2 separate regions of the Homo sapiens genome follow, and region 2 is linked to region 1. The links are chromatin loops, found by intact Hi-C in ENCODE. Cell type or tissue: ascending aorta. All regions are shown on one strand.

Evidence for each region. Peaks named below come from ENCODE experiments on the same cell type or tissue, not always from the same donor. Only the 100,000 strongest peaks of a DNase experiment are listed, where the experiment ranks them.
Region 2: a loop joins it to region 1, with 6 times the contacts of the local background. A loop is called at or near these places in 7 of 110 quality-filtered maps.

The regions. Positions count from the first base shown.
Region 1 is chrX:75,518,743-75,526,742 of GRCh38, reverse strand. It overlaps ZDHHC15 (zDHHC palmitoyltransferase 15), which reads left to right and starts at 3,706. Exons shown (of 12, transcript NM_144969.3): 1 at 3,706-3,854. The coding sequence starts at 3,719. LOC107985664 (a long non-coding RNA gene) reads right to left here and starts at 3,616. Exons shown (of 5, transcript XR_007068273.1): 1 at 3,089-3,616. RefSeq lists an enhancer at 3,414-3,493. In ascending aorta, a CTCF peak has its summit at 3,567; a DNase peak (open chromatin) is centred at 3,502; H3K4me3 peaks cover 1,962 bases; H3K27ac peaks cover 3,073 bases.
Region 2 is chrX:75,589,268-75,597,267 of GRCh38, reverse strand. The region is part of intron 1 of LOC107985664 (a long non-coding RNA gene); the gene reads right to left. Among named protein-coding and RNA genes, the nearest start is that of ZDHHC15, 70 kb to the right of the region's middle. In ascending aorta, no CTCF peak of the experiment used is centred here; DNase peaks (open chromatin) are centred at 866 and 3,865; H3K27ac peaks cover 1,601 bases.

The sequences.
Region 1 (8,000 bases):
TTAAAATAAAAAAGTTGCTCTGCTAAAGACACTATCAAGAGAATAAAAAGGCCACATGCTGAAAGAAAATATTTGCAAAAGACACATGATAAAGAGCTGTAATCTAAAATACACAAAAATTATTTAAAATTAAACAATAAGAAAGCAAGCATCTCAAAAAAAGGGCTAAAGACCTGAACAGACACCTCACCAAAGAAGATATATAGATGGCAAATAAACATACAAAAAGATGCTCCACACTATATGTCATCAGAGATGTGCAAATTAAAACAATGAAATACCACTACAGACTTTTCCAATGGCCAAAATCCAGAACACTGGCCTCACCAAATTCTAGCAAGGATGTAGAGCAACAGGAACTCTCAGTCATTTCTGCTGGAAACACAAAATAGTACAGCTACTTTTGAAAACACTTTGGCAGTTTCTTACAAAACTAAATATACTCTTACCACATGATCCAACAATCTCAGTCCTTGGTATTTACCCAAATAAGGTGAAAACCTACGTCCACACAAAAACTTGCACATGGATGTTTATAGCAGCTTTATTCATAACAACCAAAATTTGGAAGCAACCAAGATGTCTTTCAGTGAGTGAGTGTATAAATAAACTGTGGTACATCCAGAAAATGGAATATTATTCAACACTAATAAGAAATGAGTTATCAAGCCATGAAACGACATGGAGGAATCTTAAATGCATATTACTAAGTGAAAGAAGCCAATCTGCAAAGGTTACATACTGTATCATTCCAACTATATGACATTCTGGAAGAGGCAAACTATGGAAACAGTAAAAAAAAACAAAAAAAATCAATAGTTTCCAAGAGTTGTGGAGAGGGAGAGATGAACAGGTAGAACACAGAGGAGTTTTAGGGCAGCAAAAATATTCTATATGAGATTGTAATGGTGGATACAAGTCATTATATATTCATCCAAACCTACAGACTGTACAACACCAATAGTGAATGCTAATAGAAACTATGGACTTTGGATGATAAATATATGTTGATGCTGATTCACAGATTCTAACAAATGTACTACTCTGGTGGGGGATGTTGATAATGGAGGTGGCTATGCATGTGGTGGTAGGGGTTATATGGGAAATCTTTGAACCTTCCTTTCAATTTTGCTGTTAATCTAACATTGCTCTAATAAATAAAGTCTTTAAAAATAAATTTAAATAAATGTAGGCTTTGCATGCTATATGACCTATGTCACAACTACTCCAACTCAGCATTGTACAAAACAGCCATAGACTACAAATTGACATGAATGTGTTCCAATAAAACTTCATTCATAAAAAGTCAGTGGGCCATATTTGGCCCATAGGCATAGTTTGCCAATCCTTGATGTATACACTTGAACATGGTTTGTCTCTCTGGTTCTTGGCCCTCCATGCTCCTTTGGGTGTGAGCTATCCCTGTCATAAGCCCCCCGGCCCCAGACTATTTGATTAGTGATCGGGCTACCTTAGAAGAGGAAGACTTAGGCAAAATTAATCATGTCAAAACGTGAAAGTTATCAACTTCCCCCACGAACTCTGCTCTTCTCACAATAGCCCCTATCATAGTGATTGGCAACATTGTTCATTCAGGCATTGAAGTTAGAAATCTGGCTGTTAGCTTTAACTTATCTCACTCCTCACCTGCCAACTGGTTGACAAATTCTGTTGATTTCCCCAAACACTATTACATCTTTCCCCTCCTCTCCTTCCCTTCATAGCCTGGCTTAGGCCTAGGCTCTTACCATCTCTTGGTTAGAGTACTGTTAATATCTTCCAGCAAAAGCGGGCTACTTGCAGTCCCCCAAGTATGTTGTGCTGTTTCGCATACATTTGCCACTACATATTTCCTTTTGCCTGGAATCCCCTCCTCCCTTAAATCCTGCTCCCATCTCTTATCTTCCTGGTGAAATCCTAGTCATTATTCAAAACCCAACTGGGACTTTCCCTTTCACACTTAATCATTGCCTCCTCAAGGCTACTTGGTTTAAATAGTATACCCTTGACAATCCCAATATACATGTTCCACAAGCCCCGAATTATGAATATTGGAAAATTTAAGTATACATGTCAGAAACTTAGGGCTCAAATAATTAACTAGGCTACTAAATATTGTAACTAAAATGAACTCTGCATTTCATTGCATCATGAATTTAGTAACATCAACCATAAAATTAGCTTAATCTGAAAAGAAACAATAAATCTTTTATCACTTCAGGTAATTTACTGCATATATAACCATAAATAAAGAACAGAGATCAACCTCGTAGAGACACTTGCTCCCACACAGTAGTCACACAGAATGTGAATCACACATGCATCTCAGCAAAATCACAAATTTCTCCATGTAAAAGACCTTTGGGAAAAACAGTGAGTGTCAAATCCATAAATGCCAAGAGCCTGCTGTACTTCTATTATTGTACTTGTGTCAATGAACAACTACAGCCCCAATGAGAACATGAGCTTCTTGGGGTCAGGCCCACTATTTTGTCATTCTTTTTGTACCAAAGTTGATCTAACAGGAAGCAACCACTCCAAAAACATTTGTTGAATTAAATTACCTCCTAATTGATCTTCCTACTTCAAGGCCATCTTCCTTTCCAAAATCCTGCCAGTTATTTCACAAAAACATATCCCTGATGTCACTCCATTTCCCCCAAACCTTTGATGGCTCTTCATAATCTGCTTTACATGATTATGTCCCCATGCCATGCTAGGACATATAAGAGCCTTCACACCATGGCCTCATACTCCCAGTCTCATTCTTAGCCTCTCTTCTTCACAAACACTCTTCAAGCCACACTAGCTGCTCCTGGAACATTTTTGGACTTTCATTACTCTATGACTTTGTAAATGCTGTTTCCTCTGTCTAAAAGGTCCTCCTCCTCTCATCTGCCTGGAAAACCTGAATTTATTAATATAGCTCAGCTTAAATATCGCTACCTTTGTAGCTTTCCCTGACCCCTCTCAGAATCAGTCTCCCTCATTTGTTTTTTTATACCAATGTGTTTGTTCTAAAAACATACTAAGCTGATTCTGCGGGGAGGGAAAAGGGAAGGAGGGAGTGCCCTGTCAAAGGACTTACCCAAGCAGCGACTGCGGCACTACGTGTTAAGCATATTGTTCAAGCAGCAGTGGGAGGATGGAGCTGGATGGCCTTCATGTTACGAGATGCTATGGCTCGCATCTTTCACACTGCGTGTGTGTGTGTGTGTGTGTGTGTGTGTGTGTGTGTGTGTGTGTAACTGTGGGGGGGGGTAGCAGGGGGAGAGAAAGAGAACGAAGGGAGACAGAGAGACTGAGACAGAAACAAAGAGGGCGGACGCAGTGCAGTAAGAGCAGATGGGCGGACCCAAATTTCTTCGGCTTCACGATTTTGCGGAGGTCTAGCCCTGCATCCAGCCTTGAAACAGGGTGGGGAGGAGGCAGAAAGGGGAGGGACTGCACTCCCTCTGAGCGTGCTAGCTCCGACTGCCTGACGGATCACCCTTCCGCTCCAACATGGCTAGTTCCTCAACGCCGTGACTCAAGCCTGTTGTGCCAGGCAGGGCGCACTCAGCAGCGCAGCCCCACAGGTGGCGAAGGCTCCGCGAGAGGGTTCCCGCCAGGCTAGACAGTGGAGTGCCGCACAGCGCGCCTTCCAGCCTCGCAGCCGCCACCCTAGCGGTTCCGACCCGGCGCCAGCAGGCCTGCTTGGTCGATCTTCGAGCCAAAGATGCGGCGAGGCTGGAAGATGGCTCTGTCTGGGGGGCTGCGGTGCTGCCGCCGGGTACTGTCCTGGGTGCCAGTGCTCGTTATTGTCCTCGTCGTGCTCTGGTCCTACTATGCCTACGTCTTTGAACTCTGCCTGGGTAAGTGGGGCTGGGCACCTAAGGTGGGGAAATTATACTCCAATATAATCGTTTGCCCTACCTTCACACTGGTGTCCCTTGTGTTCTCAAGCCTTCTCTCTGCGGTTTTCCTTTCTCTCCCTGGAGAGTTCCTTGTCCCCAGCCTCTGGCTTCCCACAATATTTCCTGCGCCCTCCCACCAGGGTCCCGCCGTGTCTCCATCGTCTCCCACCTAGGGTTTCTTATTTCTTTGCCCTACCCACAATAATGTCCTGGCTCTTCCCACGAGGGCTCCCTTTTCTCATACAGGGCAACCATCTGCACCTTGTGCTCTCCTTCTGGGAGCCCCTACTGTACCAAGTTGAGGAAACAACATACCCTGTGTCTTTAAACTGTTTGCTCACACTAGGAATCTCACCAATGCATCCAACTAGGAGCCCCACCATTTTCCCTCCTACTAGAATCCTACTAGGATTTCCTACTAGGGATTTCCTACTGAGAGTTCCAAAATATTTCCTCTACTCTCTTACTAGCTCTCCTTTTTCACACACTGGAATCTATCGTTTTCCCGTGATCCTCTCACACTGGCTGAAGTGCTTCATATCTTTGTCCACTTGTGATCCCACAGTGCACCCTATTCTACTCCATTAAGATCTTCCGTTTTCACACAGTGGTAAGCCCTCCATTCTCTTTCCCTGTGGGCTCCCCCCATTTAATCATTTTCTTTAATGGGATTGGTATTCTATAATACATCCTCTCTCACATGAGAGGCCCTGATTATATTATACTGGAGTTCCCTCCAGTCTCCTGCCTTCTTGCTTTGAGGAGCATTCGACTCCTTCCCATTAGGAGCCCCACATTATTTTCTGACACCTTATACTGGTGACCCTGCTATTGTCACATGATGATAGTGCCTTCTCCCACTAGAGTCACCTCTTTTACCCTCCCACAAGGGTTTCCGTAATTTATCTCCTATTCCATCAAAGGGCCGCTACTTTTCTAATCATTATTCCTCGTTATCTTTTTTAGGAAACCCACTCCCCACCTCCCACAGTGTTCTTTCACTTTTAGCCCCACATTCTGCCATCCACTTCCTTTGGGATTTCTTATTATTATTTCTTCTTACTTCTCATTGGATTGCACTTGTCCCATCTTCTCAAACTGGGGAAACCCCATTCTTTCTTACTGGGGTTTCTAATATTTTCTACTCCTCCCAATGGGCATATCATTTCTCATTCCCTCTCATTAGACTACCCCTTTTATAATTCTATGATCTTTTTTTACCCTGTCCTGTCACACTAAGGAGCACTCTATATCCTCCTTATTTGCAAAATGGTTCTCACAGTATAGCTTGTGCATTCAAACTCAGAATTCTACAATATTTCCCGACACAAACCCCAAGTCTCTCCCTTATATTATTCCCACTTTCCACTTTAATTCCCCCCGTTCCCCATTCTTATTATTATTGGCCTTGCAATGCTCTCATCAACTCACAATGGCGTTTTCATATTATATCCTGTCTTGTTACAATAGGGTCCCTGCTTTTCTCACAGTAAAATCTCCCCTTGTCCCTGTCTTCTCACATTGAAGAATCCCTGTCTCCTCTCAAAAGAGATTCCACTAATACTTGTCAGTCTTGTCACTTCGACACTGTAATTCCATCGCCAGCACCCTTAAACTTGTGGCCTACAATGTTCCCTATTCATCTAGTTTGGGGCTCCAATATGTTTATACTCCTCTCACAGTAGGACTCCTGACCCATTGGACATCCCCTCACTCCCAAGTCCTTCTGAGACTTCTTTATTTTTTCATACCAAACTCTTCTCACCTTAAAAATGATGGTAAGGATGCTGCTTTTTTGAACTCCGGGACCTGACTCCATTTGTAATTTTCTTCTGTTACATATTTGCAAAGCAATAGTCTACCCCAGGTAGACTGGGATAAACTAGGGAGGCAGGAGATGATCCTCTTTTCCAATATAGAACTTTCTATATTCTAATTCTATAATTTCCTATATTCTAATTCTAATTACCTCTCTGAATCACAATTGGAATTTTTTTTACCTCTTCCTTAGAGATATTATGGAAAATGCAGAAAGAGCTCTTAAAATAAATGTCATTAGTTGCCTTCATAGATACAAGTTAGCCTAGTTTTCTTTTGTATCTCAATCCAGTATTGGGATGCATTAAGTAGACTATGCAATGACTGGGAAGCTTTTCTATTCTCAGACCTTACTACTTTGGCTTTTTGAATGATTGATTGAAGGGTCAAAAGTTCAGCACCATTATTATGGTATGGACATTGCTCCTAGGATCAATGCCATATTGTAAACAACTTATTTTGGAGTTTTTCAGTATTGACTCATATGAGCTTCACCAAGATATATTTTAAAAATTAATGATGATAATGACTAACACTTATGTATTGCTTACTCTGTGCCAGAAAATGTTCTAAGTTCTGTAGATAGATTAACTATATATTAATTCATTTAATCATCACAATAACTATATGAGGCAGGTACCATTACTGTTTCCATTGTACAAATGTGTAAACTGAGGCACAGATGAGCAAACCAAGGTAAAGACCAAGTTACTGCAAATAATTGGCCTTCTATAAGTTCTTCTTTAGTCATGTAATATTAACAGATGAAAGGAAGCGTAGGACTTATTTGTTTGTTTTAGTTAACATACTTGCACCACACTGCTACATGCCAAGTACTATTTCTAGGTGACTACACACACAGACACTTAATCTTTATAACAACTTTCCAATGTATATACTATCATTACTTGTTTGTAAACTGAGGAACAGACAGAATAAGTAGCTTACCTAAGGTCACAGAGCTAGTAAATGGCCAAACTTAAAACCCAGGCAGTATGTTGCCACAGTCTCCTCTAAACTAATGCAGAGGTAAAAACTTTGTGACATACAAGCCAGATGTAGCCTTCAGATATATTTTGCCTGGCCTGCACAGTGTTTTCTTAACATTTTGCATCAGTTCCCATTATTTAAAAGTCAGGAGAATAAGGCAGCTTTGACTTTCAACTCTGGCTGAACCAGTCCCTCCTGCCATCATCAGTTTAACAATCTTGTAACAAATTAGCAACCTGGGTTTTGGAAAGGTTAAATCAAATTTTCCTAAGGCCACACATTTAGTAATAGTGAAGAGTTGGAAATCCAGGCTGCCTGATACCAAGGCCATACCTTTTCCAACACAAATAAATTAACAAATTTGCATTTCAATATGTCTCAAAAAGTAACATTAAGGACCTAACTTCTTTCCAGGGATAAAACCTGATGTCTTTCTCCCTAACGTTACATTAGAGCTGAAACCAAAAGAGATGTTTTTGTCCTTTAATTCTTAGAGTTTGAATTCTGCCATTTACTAGCCTGGAGACCTGGGGCAAGTAACTTCACTCTCTCAACCTCAGTTGTCTCACATGTACCTTGCTTCTACAGTTGTTCATCCATATGACAAATGGTTGCTTAGCACTCAGTATATGCCAGGTATTACTGCTGTGAGGCTCAAATAACATGATGCCTGAAAAGCATGCATCACAGTTCACAACACATTATAAGAGCTCATTAGATAGTAACTTGTGATTAGTAAAGAAATAAAGGATTCTTCCTGACCCAGGAAAATAAGAAGCTTAGCTTTTTAGAGAGGAGGGAAAGTAACAGTATCCATTTTATTGGGGTGAAATTTATATAACATAAAATTAACCATTTTTAAGTGTTCGCCTCAGTGCCATTTAGCACTCACAATGTTGTGCAGCCATCACCTCTATGTAGTTCCAAAATGTTTTTGTTATCCCATAAAGAAACCTCATAAGCATTAAGCAGTCACTCCCTGTTCCCTCTTCCCCCAAGTCCTAGCCAATTATTAATCTGCATTCTGTCTCTATGGATTTACCTATTATGGATGTTCCATATAAATAGAATCATAAAATATGTGTTCTTTTGTGTCTGACTTCTTCCAATTAACAAAATGTTTTTGAAATTGGTCCACATTATATTATGTAACAGTAATTTATCCCTTTTAATGGCTGAATAATAGTCTATTGTGTGTGTGTGTGTGTGTGTGTGTGTGTGTGTGTGTGTGTATATATATATATATATATATATATATATATATATATACCAGTTTGTTATCCATTCATCCATTAA
Region 2 (8,000 bases), 71 kb before region 1:
ATGCTCATCATCACTGGCCATCAGAGAATTGCAAATCAAAACCACAATGAGATACCATCTCACACCAGTTAGAATGGTGATCATTAAAAAGTCAGGAAACAATAGGTGCTAGAGAGGATATGGAGAAGTAGTAACACTTTTACACTGTTGGTGGGACTGTAAACTTGGTTCAACCATTGTGGAAGTCAGTGTGGCGATTCATAGGGGATCTAGAACTAGAAATACCATTTGACCCAGCCATCCCATTACTGGGTATATACACAAAGGATTATAAAACATGCTGCTATAAAGAAACATGCACACGTGTGTTTATTGCAGCACTATTCACAATAGTAAAGACTTGGAACCAACCCAAATGACCAACAATGATAGACTGGATTAAGAAAATGTGGCACATATACACCATGGAATACTATGCAGCCATAAAACAGGATGAGTTCACGTCCTTTGTAGGGAGATGGATGAAGCTGGAAACCATCATTCTCAGCAAACTACCACAAGGACGAAAAACAAAACACTGCATGTTCTCACTTATAGGTCGGAATTGAACAATGAGAACACATGGACACAGGAAGGGGAACATCACACGCTGGGCCCTGTTGTCGGGGGGTAGGGGGGAGGGATAGCATTAGGAGATATACCTAATGTTAAATGAAGAGTTAATGGGTGCAGCACACCAACATGGCACACGTATGTATATGTAACAAACCTGTATGTTGTGCACATGTACCTTAAAACTTAAAGTATAATAAAAAAAAAGCAGTGCCTAGCACATGGTAAGCAGTCAGTAAGTTTCAGCTATTATTACTGTGAGAATCTGGGGATAGAGCCAGCACTCACAGAACAGTCAGGTGGTGAGGAGTCTGCATTCTTTGGCATGGCTAGTTGTGTCCCAGGATCTGCATTCCAGAACTTCCATTCTGACACAAGATAGAGTGTTGCCTAGCAAATGTATACACAAAGTCCCGCTGTTCTAGAATTTTATAAAGTTGGGCTCTTAGTCAAAGCGAAGGAAGGAAGGGTCCTTTCAAATAAAGAATTTACTAACAAAGCATTTTTTTCCTGCCAGTGAAATCAGTGAGGAATTCCTGTAGATTTTATCATAACATGTAACAAATCTAGACCTCACCAAACCTTTTCTCTTCTTGCTCTCCTTTTCCTTTTAGAGGTTTATTATCTCTCATACAGAATATTTCCCGTTTTCTGTTTCACTTCTTTCCATCTGTCGTCCATTCTTTTCAAAGTGGTATTTGTATAAATCAACTCCCAATAGACTTTTCACTGCTCAACTTAAATGTTCATTTCCTCACCACTACTTGATGAACAAATCCCCAATTCCTCTGCTGAATACTTAAGGTTCACTATATAGCTCCATTCCACTATTTTGAGTGATTTGCATCCATACTTAATTAACTACATGGTTAGTATTTTTATATTAAATTTATTTTAAATTCAGTTTTTATAATAAAGCAAAATGGTATTTTTGGTCTACAGTTCCATGAATTTTTACACAGGCATAGGCTCATATAACACTATCATAATCATGACAAAAGACAGCTACAGTATCCAAAATACTCCCTCATGCTATTACTTTGTAGTCATATCCTATCACCACCCTTAACTCCTGAGACCCACTAATCTGTTTTTCGACACTTTAATTTTGTCTTTTTGAGAAGGATCTATAAATGGAATATTATTCTATGCAACATTTTGAGACTGGCTTTTTTTCATTCAGTATAATGCCTTTGAGAATTGTCCAACTTGCATCTATGTATAGCTTACTCCTATTTGTTCCTGAGTAATATTCCATGGTATAAATGTACTGTAATTTGCTTATTCATTTACTTGTTAAAGGCATCTGGATTTTTCCTACCTTTTAGCTACTATGAATAAAGCCAGTATAACATTTGTGTACAAAGTTTTGTGTGGATATATGTTTTCTTTTTTTTTGGTTAGAAAAAATAATGTTTTTATTTGGAGAATATATTTAAAACTCAGCATAAAACAAAACCCAAGAACAAATACAATTAAACCTAAAAGTGAAACATTTAATTCTACTGCTTCCTATTTCTCCAGATCCATGTTAGCTAAACATGTCACCTGTTACATTTTTAATGTCCTTTCACTAATATTTCTGGTGGGCTTAATTTGGAAGGGAGAGTAGAATTACCCTGTGATACTTTGGAGGTATGTTTTACTGGCTACAGGATGGGACAATGAGTTTTTGGGCAGCTCTACAGAGCTTAGCCATGTCCCACTGCAAAGGAGACTAGCAAAGAAAGAAAGGAAAGGCATCAGATGCAGATGATGGGAGCCTAGGCAGGATGGCACTGAGAAGAAAAAGAGAGTGAAAAATGGAAGGAAGATAACAGTGAGGCAGGTATGCTGGGAAATTATAGAAAGAGCTCTATCAATAAACCTTGTGCCTCAAAATGGCCAAACTTTCAGAGTATTCCACAGACAAAGTAAAGTTTTTAAAAACTCTGTTAGTTACATGCTTGCTAGTCTTCTATTTTGAATGAGTAAAACCCTATCTAACAATTACTAATAATCATATCTTCAGTGCCACCAAAGGCTTTAAAAATGATACACTTTGATATTTTCCAATAGTTACATTTCTTTATTCCTTTCTTAGTCTCATTTTTTAAAATATGAGAAATGCTCCTTTTTATTTTCTTAACTAAACTGAAAGTCATGAAACAATTCTGAAATAATAATGGCATTACTTATCTTAAGCTAACCAAATGAGGGGTTAACGGTTTGCCATAATTATTATTGAGTGATTTTCCTGGATGACATCTAACTTTCAAGTAAAGATAATGTTTCAAAAATTTATTTGTGGGTACTTAAAAACTAAATTATCATTAATTTAAAGTCTTCACAATTTTCTTCTTTATTGACTTCAAGGAAGCATTTATACAGATGTCTGTTCACTGGAAAAATCTTGAACCATTGGCTACATTTAAAAATCATGACAAAACCAAATTGAGTAAGTGAAGATAGAGTTAAGAGGCTGACAATGAAGTAGAGAGATGGCCAAATCTTTGATAGGCCCACCTGCTGTTGCTTTCTACTTTTGATTTCCCGAATCAGAGTAAGAATACACTGACCATCACATTACAGTCATTTTTTTTTTTTTTTTTTTTAGGGACCATGGTATAAAAACTTTAATTGGTTTTATTTTTGCTGTCATTTTTCAGTGTGTATCTGTCTCCCTTCCTCATTTTTAACCCTCTTGAGACTGGATAGAGATTTCCCAAGCAAGTATAAAAGTAATTATATTCAAAGACAGATTTTTTTTTTCTTCCTAAAGGTATCAAGTTAATTGTCTTTTCTGGGGCTAATTGTCTTTTCTTTGGTCCAGGTGTGAAATGACAGCTTGGTGCCAATGATAGTTTGCATTTGTAAGTCCTTTTCATATACATGATCTCATTTTGTCCTCCAGATGTCTCTGTGGTTTGTTCTTTTTGTTCCATTGCTCAGATGAGTAAACTGAGGTACCACTTGGCAAAGCTCGCAGAATCAGTGTCAGCTCTGCTGTGAATGCTGCTGTTTTCCCATCTTGTTCTACCACTACACAACACAGCAGTGGGGAAGCTACAGGGTTCCTTGTTCTCTAGCTGGCCAGAGCCCCTGAGCTTCCCTGTGGCTGGCAAAGGCAAGTTGGCTTGAGACAATGTTTTCACTGGTTGGTAGGAGAATGAAGACCTTCCCAGCAATGCAGCGAGTTGGAAAAGGAGCATAGCTTTATGCAATAGTTTCCTGGGACAGCTCTAACAAAGTACCAGCAACTGGGTGGCTTAAGACAACAAAAATTTATTAGCTCATAGTTCTGGAGGCCAGAAGTCTGAAACCAGGGTGTTGGCAGGGCCACGGTCCCTCTGAAGTCTCTAGGGAAGATTCCTTCCTCGCCTCTTCCCGGCTTCTGGTGTTACCGGCAATCCTTGGCGTTCCTTGGCTTGTAGTGGCCTCACTCCAGTGGCCACTTCCATCATCACATGGTTGTCTTCCCTGTGTCTCTGTGTCCACATCTCTCTATCTCTCTAAGGACACTAGGGATTAGATTTGCAGTACGGCCTACTACAGTATGACCTCATCTTGACTTGATGACATCTGTAAAGACCCTGTATTCAAATAAAGTCACATTCACAGGTACCAGGTGTTAAGACTTCAACATGTCTTTCTCAGCCCACAACACCTCATCTTAGTCTAGCCTTCCTGCTGGTTTGATTTAAAAATTACCCTTTTAATACACAAAATTATAGTGCTCATAGATGGTAGTTTTTATTTTATAAATGTATGAGACTCAACAAAACAGCAAACCCTTATATTTTTATCACTCAAATGAACAACTGACATATGTTTTCTTACAATATTTTTTAAGAACAAAAATATTACAAATGTAGATTTAAAAACTAATGTTAACCATCTTCACACATTATCTTCTCTTTTTGCAGAGAGCAGTGGTTCTCAACCAGGACAGTTTTGGGGGTGCTATTGTCATCTAGTGGGTAGAGGGCAGGGATGTTGCCAATCATCCAGCAATGCAAGGAGAGCCTGCAACAAGGAATTATCTAGTCCTAAATGTTAATAGCACTCAGGTTGAGAAACTCTATTTTAAAGAGAAGAATAATCATGATATTGACCTGCATCCTTCTAGAAATATTATTCATTCTTTTTCATACATTTACAAGTCCGAAAGGTATTGTATTGTGGTATTGTATTGTGCATGAGTATTCTCTTTTTTCTTTTTAATTTATTATTATTATACTTTGAGTTTTAGGGTACATGTGCACATTGTGCAGGATAGTTACATATGTATACATGTGCCATGCTGGTGCGCTGCACCCACTAACTCGTCATCTAGCATTAGGTATATCTCCCAATGCTATCCTTCCCCCTTCCCCCCACCCCAAAACAGTCCCCAGAGTGTGATGTTCCCCTTCCTGTGTCCATGTGATCTCATTGTTCAATTCCCACCTATGAGTGAGAATATGCGGTGTTTGACTTTTTGTTCTTGTGATAGTTTACTGAGAATGATAATTTCCACTTTCATCCATGTCCCTACAAAGGACATGAACTCATCATTTTTTATGGCTGCATAGTATTCCATGGTGTATATGTGCCACATTTTCTTAATCCAGTCTATCATTGTTGGACATTTGGGTTGGTTCCAAGTCTTTGCTATTGTGAACAATGCCGCAATAAACATACGTGTGCATGTGTCTTTATAGCAGCATGACTTATAGTCCTTTGGGTATATACCCAGTAATGGGATGGCTGGGTCAAATGGTATTTCTACTTCTAGATCCCTGAGGAATCGCCACACTGACTTCCACAAGGGTTGAACTAGTTTACAGTCCCACCAACAGTGTAAAAGTGTTCCTATTTCTCCACATCCACTCCAGCACCTGTTGTTTCCTGACTTTTTAATGATTGCCATTCTAACTGGTGTGAGATGGTGATCTCATTGTGGTTTTGATTTGCATTTCTCTGATGGCCAGTGATGGTGAGCATTTTTTCATGTGTTTTTTGGCTGCATAAATGTCTTCTTTTGAGAAGTGTCTGTTCATGTCCTTTGCCCACTTTTTGATGGGGTTGTTTTTTTCTTGTACATTTGTTGGAGTTCATTGTAGATTCTGGATATTAGCCCTTTGTCAGAGGAGTAGGTTGCGAAAATTTTCTCCAATTTTGTAGGTTGCCTGTTCATTCTGATGGTAGTTTCTTTTGCTGTGCAGAAGCTCTTTAGTTTAATTGGACCCCATTTGTCAATTTTGGCTTTGGTTGCCATTGCTTTTGGTGTTTTAGACATGAAGTCCTTGCCCATGCCTATGTCCTGAGTGGTAATGCCTAGGTTTTCTTCTAGGGTTTTTACGTTTTTAGGTCTAATGTTTAAGTCTCTTATCCATCTCGAATTGATTTTCGTATAAGGTGTAAGGAAGGGATCCAGTTTCAGTTTTCTCCATATGGCTAGCCAGTTTTCCCAGCACCATTTATTAAATAGGGAATCCTTTCCCCATTGCTTGTTTTTGTCAGGTTTGTCAAAGATCACATAGTTGTAGATTTGCGGCATTATTTCTGAGGGCTCTGTTCTGTTCCATTGATCTATATCTCTGTTTTGGTACCAGTACCATGCTGTTTTGGTTACTGTAGCCTTGTAGTATAGTTTGAAGTCAGGTAGTATGATGCCTCCAGCTTTGTTCTTTTGGCTCAGGATTGACTTGGCAATGTGGGCTCTTTTTTGGTTCCATATGAACTTTAAAGTAGCTTTTTCCAATTCTATGAAGAAAGTCATTGATAGCTTGATGGGGATGGCATTGAATCTGTAAATTACCTTGGGCAGTATGGCCATTCTCACGATATTGATTCTTCCTATCCACGAGCATGGAATGTTCTTCCATTTGTTTGTATCCTCTTTTATTTCCTTGAGCAGTTGTTTGTAGTTCTTCTTGAAGAGGTCCTTCACATCCCTTGTAAGTTGGATTCCTAGGTATTTTATTCCCTTTGAAGCAATTGTGAATGGGAGTTCAATCATGATTTGGCTCTCTGTTTGTCTGTAATTGGTGTATAAGAATGCTTGCGATTTTTGCACATTGATTTTATATCCTGAGACTTTGCTGAAGTTGCTTATCAGCTTGAGGAGATTTTGGGCTGAGATGATGGGGTTTTCTAGATATACAATCATGTCATCTGCAAACAGGGACAATTTGACTTCCTCTTTTCCTAATTGAATATCCTTTATTTCCTTCTCCTGCCTCATTGCCCTGGCCAGAACTTCCAACACTATGTTGAATAGGAGTGGTGAGAGAGGGCATCCCTGTCTTGTGCCAGTTTTCAAAGGGAATGCTTCCAGTTTTTGCCCATTCAGTATGATATTGGCTGTGGGTTTGTCATAGATAGCTCTTATTATTTTGAGATATGTCCCATCAATACCTAATTTATTGAGAGTTTTTAGCATGAAGGGTTGTTGAATTTTGTCAAAGGCCTTTTCTGCATCTATTGAGATAATCATGTGGTTTTTGTCTTTGGTTCTGTTTATATGCTGGATTACATTTATTGATTTGCGTATATTGAACCAGCCTTGCATCCCAGTGATGAAGCCCACTTGATCATGGTGGATAAGCTTTTTGATGTGCTGCTGGATTCGGTTAGCCAGTATTTTATTGAGGATTTTTGCATTAATGTTCATCAAGGATATTGGTCTAAACTTCTCTTTTTTCGTTGTGTCTCTGCCCGGCTTTGGTATCAGGATGATGCTGGCCTCATAAAACGAGTTAGGGAGGATTCCCTCTTTTTCTATTGATTGGAATAGTTTCAGAAGAATGGCACCAGTTCCTCCTTGGACCTCTGGTAGAATTCGGCTGTGAATCCATCTGGTCCTGGACTCTTTTTGGTTGGTAAGCTATTCATTATTGCCACAATTTCAGATCCTGTTATTGGTCTATTCAGAGATGCAACTTCTTCCTAGTTTAGTCTTTGGAGAGTGTATGTGTCGAGGAATTTATCCATTTCTTCTAGATTTTCTAGTTTATTTGCATAGAGGTGTTTGTAGTATTCTCTGATGGTAGTTTGTATTTCTGTGGGATCGGTGGTGATATCCCCTTTATTATTTTTTATTGTGTCTATTTGATTCTTCTCTTTTTTATTCGACTTGCTAGCAGTCTATCAATTTTGTTGATCCTTTCAAAAAACCAGCTCCTGGATTTGTTAATTTTTTGAAGGGTTTTTTGTGTCTCTATTTCCTTCAGTTCTGCTCTGATTTTAGTTATTTCTTGCCTTCTGTTAGCTTTTGAATATGTTTGCTCTTGCTTTTCTAGTTCTTTTAATTGTGATGTTAGGGTCTCAATTTTGGATCTTTCCTGCTTTCTCTTGTGGGCATTTAGTGCTACAAATTTCCCGCTACACACTGCTTTGAATGCGTCCCAGAGATTTTGGTATGTTGTGTCTTTGTTCTTGTTGGTTTCAAAGAACATCTTTATTTCTGCCTTCATTTCGTTATG